Regions from separate parts of the Homo sapiens genome. Here regions 2 and 3 are each linked to region 1. A link is a contact called in ENCODE Hi-C or POLR2A ChIA-PET data. All regions are on one chromosome and are shown on one strand. Each heading gives the region's core, a stretch centred on a gene start or an enhancer-like site at or near the end of the contact. The rest is flanking DNA. Distances are from core to core; before and after follow the strand shown. Region 1 holds the start of AGO1 (argonaute RISC component 1). Region 2 holds the start of EVA1B (eva-1 homolog B). Region 3 holds the start of KIAA0319L (KIAA0319 like).

Evidence for each region. A loop is a pair of places that touch in the nucleus more often than their neighbours do. ChIA-PET counts read pairs that join two places held with the same protein, here RNA polymerase II (POLR2A). Pooled maps may share reads with other maps.
Region 2: a loop to region 1 is called in a map of K562, with 3 times the contacts of the local background. The contact joins the promoter of EVA1B here to the promoter of AGO1 in region 1. A Hi-C loop is called at or near these places in 1 of 168 maps with a recorded cell type or tissue (K562) and 2 of 50 pooled maps.
Region 3: a pooled map shows a loop between it and region 1 (13-fold over the local background). The contact joins the promoter of KIAA0319L here to the promoter of AGO1 in region 1. A Hi-C loop is called at or near these places in 1 of 168 maps with a recorded cell type or tissue (CD4-positive, alpha-beta T cell), 1 of 37 single-sample maps with no recorded cell type and 11 of 50 pooled maps. POLR2A ChIA-PET finds 5 or more read pairs at or near these places in 3 of 52 experiments (CD8-positive, alpha-beta memory T cell, GM12878 and naive thymus-derived CD4-positive, alpha-beta T cell).

The regions. Positions count from the first base shown.
Region 1 is chr1:35,881,778-35,884,854 of GRCh38, forward strand. AGO1 (argonaute RISC component 1) reads left to right here and starts at 1,432. Exons shown (of 19, transcript NM_012199.5): 1 at 1,432-1,669. The coding sequence starts at 1,645. RefSeq lists a silencer at 1,195-1,654.
Region 2 is chr1:36,322,154-36,325,230 of GRCh38, forward strand. It overlaps EVA1B (eva-1 homolog B), which reads right to left and starts at 1,492. Exons shown (of 3, transcript NM_001304762.2): 1 at 1,306-1,492; 2 at 818-914; 3 at 1-572. The coding sequence starts at 884. The coding sequence ends at 142. It also overlaps a transcript of SH3D21 not described here. RefSeq lists silencers at 690-879, 970-1,019, 1,080-1,439, 1,530-1,759 and an enhancer at 761-1,645.
Region 3 is chr1:35,555,819-35,558,895 of GRCh38, forward strand. KIAA0319L (KIAA0319 like) reads right to left here and starts at 1,585. Exons shown (of 21, transcript NM_024874.5): 1 at 1,389-1,585. It overlaps NCDN (neurochondrin), which reads left to right and starts at 1,981. Exons shown (of 7, transcript NM_014284.3): 1 at 1,981-2,405. The coding sequence starts at 2,373. RefSeq lists enhancers at 1-214, 1,015-1,742, 1,743-2,469, 1,759-1,818 and silencers at 1,279-1,378, 1,389-1,528, 2,600-2,809.

The DNA.
Region 1 (3,077 bases), core at 182-2,681:
TCTAGTGTAAAGCAGGCATCAAAAATTTGTGAGTTTATGGGAAAGTGATGTTTGAGCTGGGTCTCTTACCCCGCCTATCACTGCACCAGACCGAATAGGAGGGAGAATGGGAGTTCCCAGAAACTTTGAGACTAGCAAGGAAGTGGTTGTGATACGTCTAGCAAGATATGATAAGGGTCTGCACCAGCATAAGAAACCATCAGAATGGCAGTGAATCATGTGAGAGCAGTTCAGAAGGTAAACATGTCAAGACGTGGTGAACAGCTGAATAGATGGAAAGAACAAGGGATAGAGGAACTGTCATTTCTGACATGAAGGTGCTGTTCGCTGAGATAGGAAGCACAGGGCAAGTATGTTTGTGAGTGAAAGATAAAGTGTTTGGTTTGGACTTCTTAAATTTGAAGTGCTGGTAGGATATCCAGGTGGAGCTGTCCAGCAAACACTTGGAAATGTGAGTATGAGACATGGTTGGAAACAGAGATTTGGAAGGATAGTTGGGCCGTAAGAGTGGATGAGACCTTTAAGGGGAGAGTGGAATGAGAAGAGAGCTGGGTTTGGAACCACAGTGAACAGTTAATGAGGCAAAAGCAAAAGGGGCCCTTTAGAAAGACTGAAAAGGACTTAGGCAATAGGAGACTGCAGAAGATGCCGCAGCCAAGTAGAAGGCTCAGAAGGGAAGTAGAGGCACAGTGACAGATGCTGCAGAGAAATAATTGAAAAGTATCCTTTGGATGTCAACCCCAAAAGTCATTTAAGTGACGTGATGAGGGCAGAAGCTGATTGACAGTTCAGGCATGAACTGTAGATGAGAAAGTGGAGGCAGGTGCTTCCCAGGTCCGGCGGATAGAGCTCTGTAGCTGCACTTAAGTTCAAACTGTGACATCTTCCAGGGTAGGCCGCGTCTCTACTTATCTGTGGTCTCAGCGTCCAGCACATGGCGTGGAAGAGGGGGTGGCGTCAGTGAGTTCAGTGACTAGGGACGGAGAAAGACTTCGTGGAGGCAGTCGCTTTGCAGCCAAGGCTTGAAGGATGAGGGTGATTGGGAGGAGAGGTGGGAGGCAGGGCCCCTGGGCGCTGGAGTGCCAGGGGGTCTGGGAATGAAGTGGGGTTCCCATAATGTGTGCGCGCAGCTCGGTGCGACAGGCGGGGGCTGTGTGTAGGTTTGGAGGGACCTATTTGGGGAAAAGACACAGGGCTGAAGGCTGCTGTGGCGGGATGTCCCTTCGCCCTGCCCCACTTATACCACTGCGCGGTTCCAAGGCACCTCTACTGGCGCCCTCCCGCCGGGCTGCATGGCGACGGGTGACCGCCAGGGGCCGCTGCCTTGGGTCCCCGGTGCCCCCGCCCCTCTCCATTGGCCTTTGTTGCCGTCGGAGCGCCCCGCTTGACTCGTTCCGGTCCGCCCCCTGGGCCCGGCGGTCGCGCCTGCGCACTGGCAGCTGGCCGGGCGCTCGCAGTGGGAGCTGCTGCAGGCTCCGCGGCGGCGGCAACGGAGGCTGCGGGGGCGGCGGCGCGAGCGGCCGGGCTTGGTAGGGGAGCCGAGCCCGGCCCGGGATCCCGAGCAGCGAGAGTGTGGGGTACCTAGGCCCCTCACGCTGGACTTCACAGTCTCCGGGCCGCCTGACCTCCGCACGGGTATATGGGATGGAAGCGGGACCCTCGGGAGCAGGTAAGGGTCCCCAGGAGGGGGAACGGTGCATGCTCCAAGGACTGGGGGATCCCGCATGAAAAGCGTGGTTTCCAAGTGATGGAAGCGCTCCTGAGTGAGGAGAAGGGCTCTCCCACGATGGGGGCCCAGTTTGAAGGAGGCTGTGTGCAGTTCCGGGGGAGAACCATGTGAAGAGAGCCCTGAGATGGGGGCTGTTTGTCCAAGGAGGCTGTATACAGTCCTGCGGGTTGGAAGTAATCTGGGAGAAGGGCCTGCACGCACGGAAGGACTCCCAGACATCCGTGGAGGCCTACGGAGAGGCCCGGCAGGTGGCAGGGGACGGGCTCCAGGTGTCCAGGAGAGGAGGGGGCGACACAGATGGGCCTGGAGCTACCGCATGCCGGGGGCGGGGGCTCCGCTGGGCTGGAATAGGCTAATGTCTCTTGGGAGAAGGCGCCAGAGCTGGACTGTGAGCTCCGCCCCACTGGGCCTGACGCGAGGGCGAGGGTCAGGGGGCGGTGGGTGGGGACCCAGTCCCGGGATTACCCCCCGTGGGTCTGGGGAGTCGGAGCGGAGGCTCCAGAGCATGCGCGGAGGTGGCAGCTGGAAGGGGCTGCCCGACGTGGTGGGGGCGTGGCTGTCCGAATACCCCCACCTCTCCACACCCCCCCGCCCCGCCCCGTTTGGCTTGGAAAAAGGAGCGCGCTGATGGGGTGCATTCTCTCTTAGGTTATGCTGGCAGTGTGCAAATGGTTATGGTCCCCTCCCCCATTTTAGGGGCTCTTACACTTGGCCCTCAGTCACAGTTTGCTAAGAATGGGTTGAGGGAAGCTGCCAAAGTGCATTTTTCTGCCACAGGAAAGACTGGGACCGAAGCGATGGGTTCTGGGGGTGGGTCCTCCTGAAGATAGGCCTTAGGAAAGGTATTGGTTACGGAGGAATCAAGGACAGGGCAGGGGCTACCTGGAAGGAGTTGTCTGCTTGGTTTGCAAGTTTCTGCTCCAATACTGAGTAGTGATGGGGGCTTTTAATCCAAAGATTTTCCATTGAATTGTCTGTTAAGGTTACACTCTACATTTATAACATTTATTCTAATATTTCTTAATATTTTCATGGCTCCTATCTTCCACTGGATATCTTTCCGTTTTCCTCTCCCCACTCCCCAGAAACTGTCAGGGCTGTCTTTAGAGCCAAGATCTAAACCCTACAAACACGTTGGAGGATGGGGGAGTTTATAGCCTTCATCCTGGTGAGGCCTAGGTGATAGCCTTAACTTCTTATTTGCAGGCAATGAGGAGGAAAAGACATAGGAACAGAGGATAAACTGAGGCAGGATTGCCTCAAGAAAACTGGAGTCCTTAGGATGGGCTGTGGGGTGGTGATACCTCTTGTGTCTTAAGTGTCTTACCCTGTGATGGGACGAGGAGCC
Region 2 (3,077 bases), core at 242-2,741, 440 kb after region 1:
GGAGCCTCTCAGGGGGTGGCGGTCCACGCCCAGTAGCACCTGGGAGCTGTGGGGGCCGAGGCAGTCCGAAGGTGTGGGGTAGCTCTGAGCTCATGTGCAGGTCCGGTACCCCGAGCGCCTTGCAGCGGGAGCCGGGGCCCATCAGTAATAGTGCATGCGGCCCAGGGTGCCCGTGGCCGTGGGGCTGGGCCCCAGCGTGCCTGTGCCCAGCAGGTCCGGCTGCCCGGTGCGCCAGATCTCCCGCAGGATCCGTTCGCGCTCCTCCAGCCGCTGCGCCCGCTCCAGCTCCTCCGCCGACGTGAAGACGTTGACGTTGAGGGGCCCGTCCGGCTCTGCGGACAGCTCGGGGCCCGGCAGCGTGTCGTCGGGGCCCAGCCGAGTCACCGTGTCCTCCTCGTCCTCGTCGTCGTCCTCGGGCTCCAGGGTGCTGCTGCGGGGGTCCCGGCGCTGAGCCGGGCCCCGGGGCCGCGGGCGGGGCGCCCACGAGATGCTGATGACGAGCAGGCAGAGGGTGAGCAGCAGGCCGAAGCAGACGCCCAGCACGAAGTAGAGGCCGAAGCTCTCGGGGTTGGCTGCGGGGCACAGGGCGGGGGTCACGGAGAGGCCCGGACGGGTGGGGGTTGTCCCACTTCCGAAAGACCCCAGGTTCTAGGTGTGGGGGCGAGGCCTGTAACCCCTACTCGAAGGGCATTAGGGAACCGCCAGCGGGCAAGAGGGCGGGGAGCGGGGCGGAGGGGACGGACAAGGCGCTGGGGAGGGAAGGGGATGGTGGTCAGGGAAGGGTTCAGGCCCCCAGTCTTCCGGCGCCCGCCCTCACCGCGGATGTGCGCGTAGGCAGCCAGGCTGTTGCTGAGCAACTCCATGTCCCTTCGCGGGGCATCCATGCTGCTCTGGGGGGCAGCTCCCCTACCAGCCTGCGAGGTCAGCAAAGTCAGATCCTTCTCCCAGCCTGGAGCCCACCCCGACCCCTTCCGCGGGCAGCTCCTCTCCCGGGAGCCGCGGGCCCAGGTTCCACCCTGGAGAGAGCGCTTCCCTAACTTCGTGGCGGCCCGGGGCCCTGTCGGGGGGAACCCCTCTCCCGGGCGCGGACGCCCCTCCAGTCCTGGGAGCAGCGCCGGGGACCGCGGGAGGCCCCGCCCCCTGGTGAGGTCCCCAGCTGAGGCCCGGTTCCGCCGTCCCGGGGCGGGATGGAGGATAGGGACGCTGAGCCTCCACGCCCCAGGCGGGCTCCGGGAAGGGAAGCTGCCTCTCTCCTCGCCCGGCCGCCCCGCGGGGACCCACCGGCCCGGGGCCAGGCCCACTCACCGTCAGCGCCCCGCTTCCCGGCTGCCCGGCCCCAGCGCGTCCCGCGGCCGCATACACTGGGTCCGGCCGCCCCCGCCCGCTCGGGTCCCGCCGCCCCTCCGGCCCCGCTGGGCTCCCAGGCCGCGGCAGCACGGGCGGGACACGGACCGAGGGACCAGCCGGCGGAAAGTTTCCTCCGAGGAAAGAGGAGGGACGGGGCGGGGCGGGGCGGGCGGGGAGGCGGGGAGGAAAAGGGCTGGGAGAGGAAGGGGAGAGGAGCGGGCAGCCGGGAGGAGGGAGAGCCCGGCCCGCGGGCCGTCCGTCCCCCACAGGAAACCGCCGGGGAGGCCGCGGCAGGGACCCGCCCCCAGGCCACTAACAGCAACAACAGAGAGGCTGGAGCTCTGCCTGCGTGCGGGCCAAGGGCTAAACCTTGGACAGGTTCTTTCACTTACTCCGCCTGACAACCCTGCGACGTGATACCATTATCCCCACTTCGCAGATCAAATAAACGGAGTCTTGGAGAGATTGAATTGACTTTACCAAAACCGTCAGGATTTGAATCTGCTGCTCTCTGATCCTAAAGCCTGAGCTAGAAACCACCGCTCCCCCTCCTAGGAGGCCCCTTCCAGGCAAAGCTGCTTCTCTTCCCCAGACCCATGCTGGACTGGAAGGGAGGGGACTGTCCACCCCTCCTTCCAGGGCCCAGGCTTGAATGTGTCCCCTGGCCGAGCTCTGGTCTAGTCACGCAGGGTTAATGATTGTTGGACTCCAGCTTTGAGCCAGGGCCCGGCCAGCAGTCTCGCAGACCCCAGCGTGGGGCCTCTGTGCCTGCGAGCTCCTGCGCTCTTGTGCACCAAGCAGCTTGTGGCGGCTTGTGGCAGATCCCACCCCATCCCGTCCCCCACCCCAAGGCTAAACCTGCCTGTGCTCACACACGCATTTCCCACCTGGGCTTGTGCATGCAATGTGGTGTGTGATCAGTGTGTGTGGCGGGGGGCTTCCTTCTGCCCTGTCTCCACGGGGCCCCCCCATCATGGACCTCCCCTCCCTTGCTGGAGCTAGAATGAGGGGGAGGCCGCCTTGGCGGGAGCCTTAGAGAGGAGGAGGAAAGGGGGAGAGGAAATTGCAGACATAGCTGAAGGCGCTGCCTGAGGCCTGTGGGCCAGCGACCCTCTCCCTGTCCGGGCTGCAGACCCCTACTCCCCCAGTCCCGAGACTGGGTTCAAGTAGAGGGCAGATCTAGATGGGGGAGGACTAGGACTGACTCCTATGGGGATGGAAAAGGGACTCCTGGGTGTCTTTGTGACTGTTTAGTGTGTTCTGTGAATGTGCGGGCAGGTATTTTTGCCCACATCTGTATATTTGTCTATTAATGTGATGTATTTGAGTATTGTTGTGGGGGCGGGTATGTCTGTATATAAATCTGTGCAGCCACTAGTCAACAAATACTGTGTATGCCTAGCACTTCCTAGTCTAGTCCACAGCATCTGTGGGTTTAACCAACTTTGCATCAAAAATATTCAAAACCAAAATTGCATCTGTGCTGAACATGTACAGACTTTTTTTCTTATCATTATTTCCTAAACAATAGATATATTTAATTTTTTTTCTTTGAGACAGGGTCTCACTCTGTCACCCAGGCTGGAGTACAGAGGTGCTATCTCAGCTCATTCACAACCTTTACCTCCTGGGCTCAAGTGAGCCTCCCATCTCATTCTCCCAAGTAGCTGGGAGGGACCACAGGCGTGCACCACCATGCCTGGCTAATTTTTGTAGAGATGGGGTTTTGC
Region 3 (3,077 bases), core at 335-2,834, 330 kb before region 1:
TGGGTGGGAGAAGCAGAAAAGAAATGAATAGCTTTTGAAAAATGGAGTAATAAACACCACTGGACTAACAAGCTGATTAGAAGTGCCATGTCTAATAAATCTTGCGTCTAAGAGAAAGGCAGAGTTAATTTCATTTGAACTCCTAACCAGTCATTCCTCTGAAACCTATAATTGCCTAAGGGCACAAATCACTGCTAGGGTCCAGTTAAAGGCTTGCTGACCAAACGCAAGAACAACAACACATCACCAAGATCCGAATAGTTTGTTACTGAATCAAAGGGTAACAACCCAGGGAGAGAACACACACCCCCACAATACTTGACAAATGAAAATCTAGAGAAGCTCACAATAGTTCTGGCATTTAGGGCGTTACAAGTACACCCAAAATAAAAGCACTCTCTGTTGCAGCAGCTGTTCAGACAGAGCAGGGGGTAATGTTTACTTAATACTTCAGGTTGATGGGGGATGTATCACAGTTCAGTCTGTCAACTACATACGTGGAACTCCATTTATGTACACAGCGATAAGATATGTTTGAACAACGATGGAGCACGTCTGAAACAATCTATTCAGTTGGTATGAGTAATCGAGAATAAAGCTCTTTTTTAAAAAGTCTCAGATATTTGGGAAAGTTACAGAACAGACTGCCATGAATAGCTTTGCTTATATTTGCAGACACTGTTTTCCAAATAGCTGGAAAAATGAACAGATTGTTCTGGGAGGTCGTCTTTCCAATTTGTTCCTAGTTTTCAGTCTGTTAATCACAGGAGAGAGCACAAGGAGAGTCAGCTAATGCTCTTCACTAACTGCAACTACTGTCAGTTGGACACAACCACTATGAGACCAGAAGCCAAAGAGTTCCTGGAATCCCGCCAGAGGTTATCAATTTTGACTTCCTTCATTTCACCTTTGTGCTCACTGCAGCCACTACAGGACCCTCTGTGGGGCATAATTTTCAAAATCGTGGATGAGGCAGGTTTCACATTATAATGGACACATCGTGCTCAACCCCATCCCCTCTTCATTCTGCACCAACTTTCTATCTCGGTGGAGAGACCAAACATCAGAGACAGCAACTAAAGACTAGGCTGCAGAGGTCGAAGGTGGAAGAAGGACGGCAGCGCCCCGAACCCCGGCTGTCTGCCTGGCTCTCAGGGGATGGAGGGAGCTGCATGACTAGGCCCAGGCCCGAGAGAAGCGGGGTTCAGCCTGGGACCCAAGCTGCGCACCTGCAAGGACAGAAGCAGCTGGCTGCCCTGGCCGAGCCAGGGGCGCCACCTCCGGACCCAACATCCGGCCAGCGCAGCCGCTGACATCGCCCGTCCCGCTTGCCCCTCCCCTGAGCCCATGGTCCTCGGCCTGGCAGCCAGCCGCCCCCGGCCACCTACCGGGGCTCAGGGCCACATAGCGGGGCCCCGGCTCTCGGCGGCCTCCGCCTCCTCCTGGTCCATGGGCTCGGGGACCCCCAACCTTCGCTCCCCTCACCCGGAGGAGGAGGAGGAAGAGGAAGAAGGTAGTGCGGGCTCCCCACCCGGACAGCTACCTCTCGCCTCAGCCTCCCTGGACAGCGACGGCGGCCGGAAACACCGCCTCCTCCCACCTCCCCGGGACCGACCCGGAAACACACTCTCCATGCTAACCAAGCCCTCCCGCCCCTCCCCCGGGAAGGGCAATGCCGGCCGCGAGACCAAGGGGGAGGAGGGGCAGTGCTGGGCGGGTAAAACTACGCACAAGCGAAGGAATCTGGGCCCCCAGCCTCTCGCCGCCCGCTCTCCAGAGGCAGTCTGCACCTTGCCTCCTTCGCTCGAGCCCCAGCCCCCAGACTCGGGCAATACCCACAAGCAAGATGGCGGCAACGGCGGCACCCCCTACTGCTTAGCACCCTGACTTGCCATTGGCCAGAGCCCGGAGTGAAGCAGCCGCGGATTCGTCAAGAGCGGTGCGGGGGTGGGGGTGGAGCTGCAGCAGCCTGGAGCCAGGAGTGGGCAACGCGGCGTGAGCAGCGGCCCGAGGCTCCCGGAGCATCGCGCTGGGAGAAGACTTCGCCGCTCGGGGCCGCAGCCTGGTGAGCTCAGCCCCCTTCGGGCCCTCCCCTGCATCCCAGCCGGGGCCTCTCCGAGCCGGCGCTGATCGATGCCGACACACCCCGGGGACCCTATCGCGACTCCATCGCGCCATATCGCGACACCATCGTGCCCTGTCGAGACTCCATTTTGTCACAGCCCTTTTCAATATATATCTTTTTTTTTTTTAATTTGCCCTGTCATCTTTGGGGGCTGTCTCCCATGTCGTGATTTTGACGTGATCTCTCCGTGACATCACCGCGCCATCGTGAAGTGTGATCTCATCGCCGCCCTGTCGTGACTTCATCAATGTCGTGTTGTGACCTGGCTGCGGCGGGACAGGTGGTGACCGCCAGGAACCCTCCTCCCCTTCTCATCTCCCCATCTCAGCAGCCCTGCTTCGATTATCCGGCTTTTGGATTCTCCGTTGTCCTGGGAACTATCCGGGACCCCCTCTTGCTTCTCCAGCCCCTGCCGGCATCCACAGGCTGGTAGCGGGACGGGGAGGGCGAGAAGAGGGAGCGCAAGGGGTTAATTCTGCTGCTGCCGCCGCCGCTGCTGCTGCTGCTGCAGCCTCTACCCGAGGGAGGGAAAGGAGAGGAGGCAAGGAGCCTGCGGGGGCGACTGAGAGCCCTGGCTGGAGGGGTGGGGTCCCCAAAGGGGCCTCCAAGCCTTCCCTGTTGAGCGTCTTGTATTCTCACTTCTGAAGCGTATCTCTGCCTCTGAAGAAGGGAGGGGAAAGGAAGCCTGGGGTGTCCTTTTCTCCCATGTCAGCCTGAGTCCGGATAATCGAACTTCACCCATGTATGTCTCCATTTCTCCCTGTCTGTCCTCACCACTCACTCCCTCTGTGTCCCTGTGGAGGGAGATAAAACCCAGCCTCCGGTGCCAGGGGGACAGCTGAGCAGTGGGGCCAGCTCCCGCCCACCCCCAGGAGACTGGTGAGGAGAGCTGTCCGGCTGAGCAGCAGCATGCATGGTCCTTCTTTCCCGCTTTCTGGAGGTGACCTTGGAC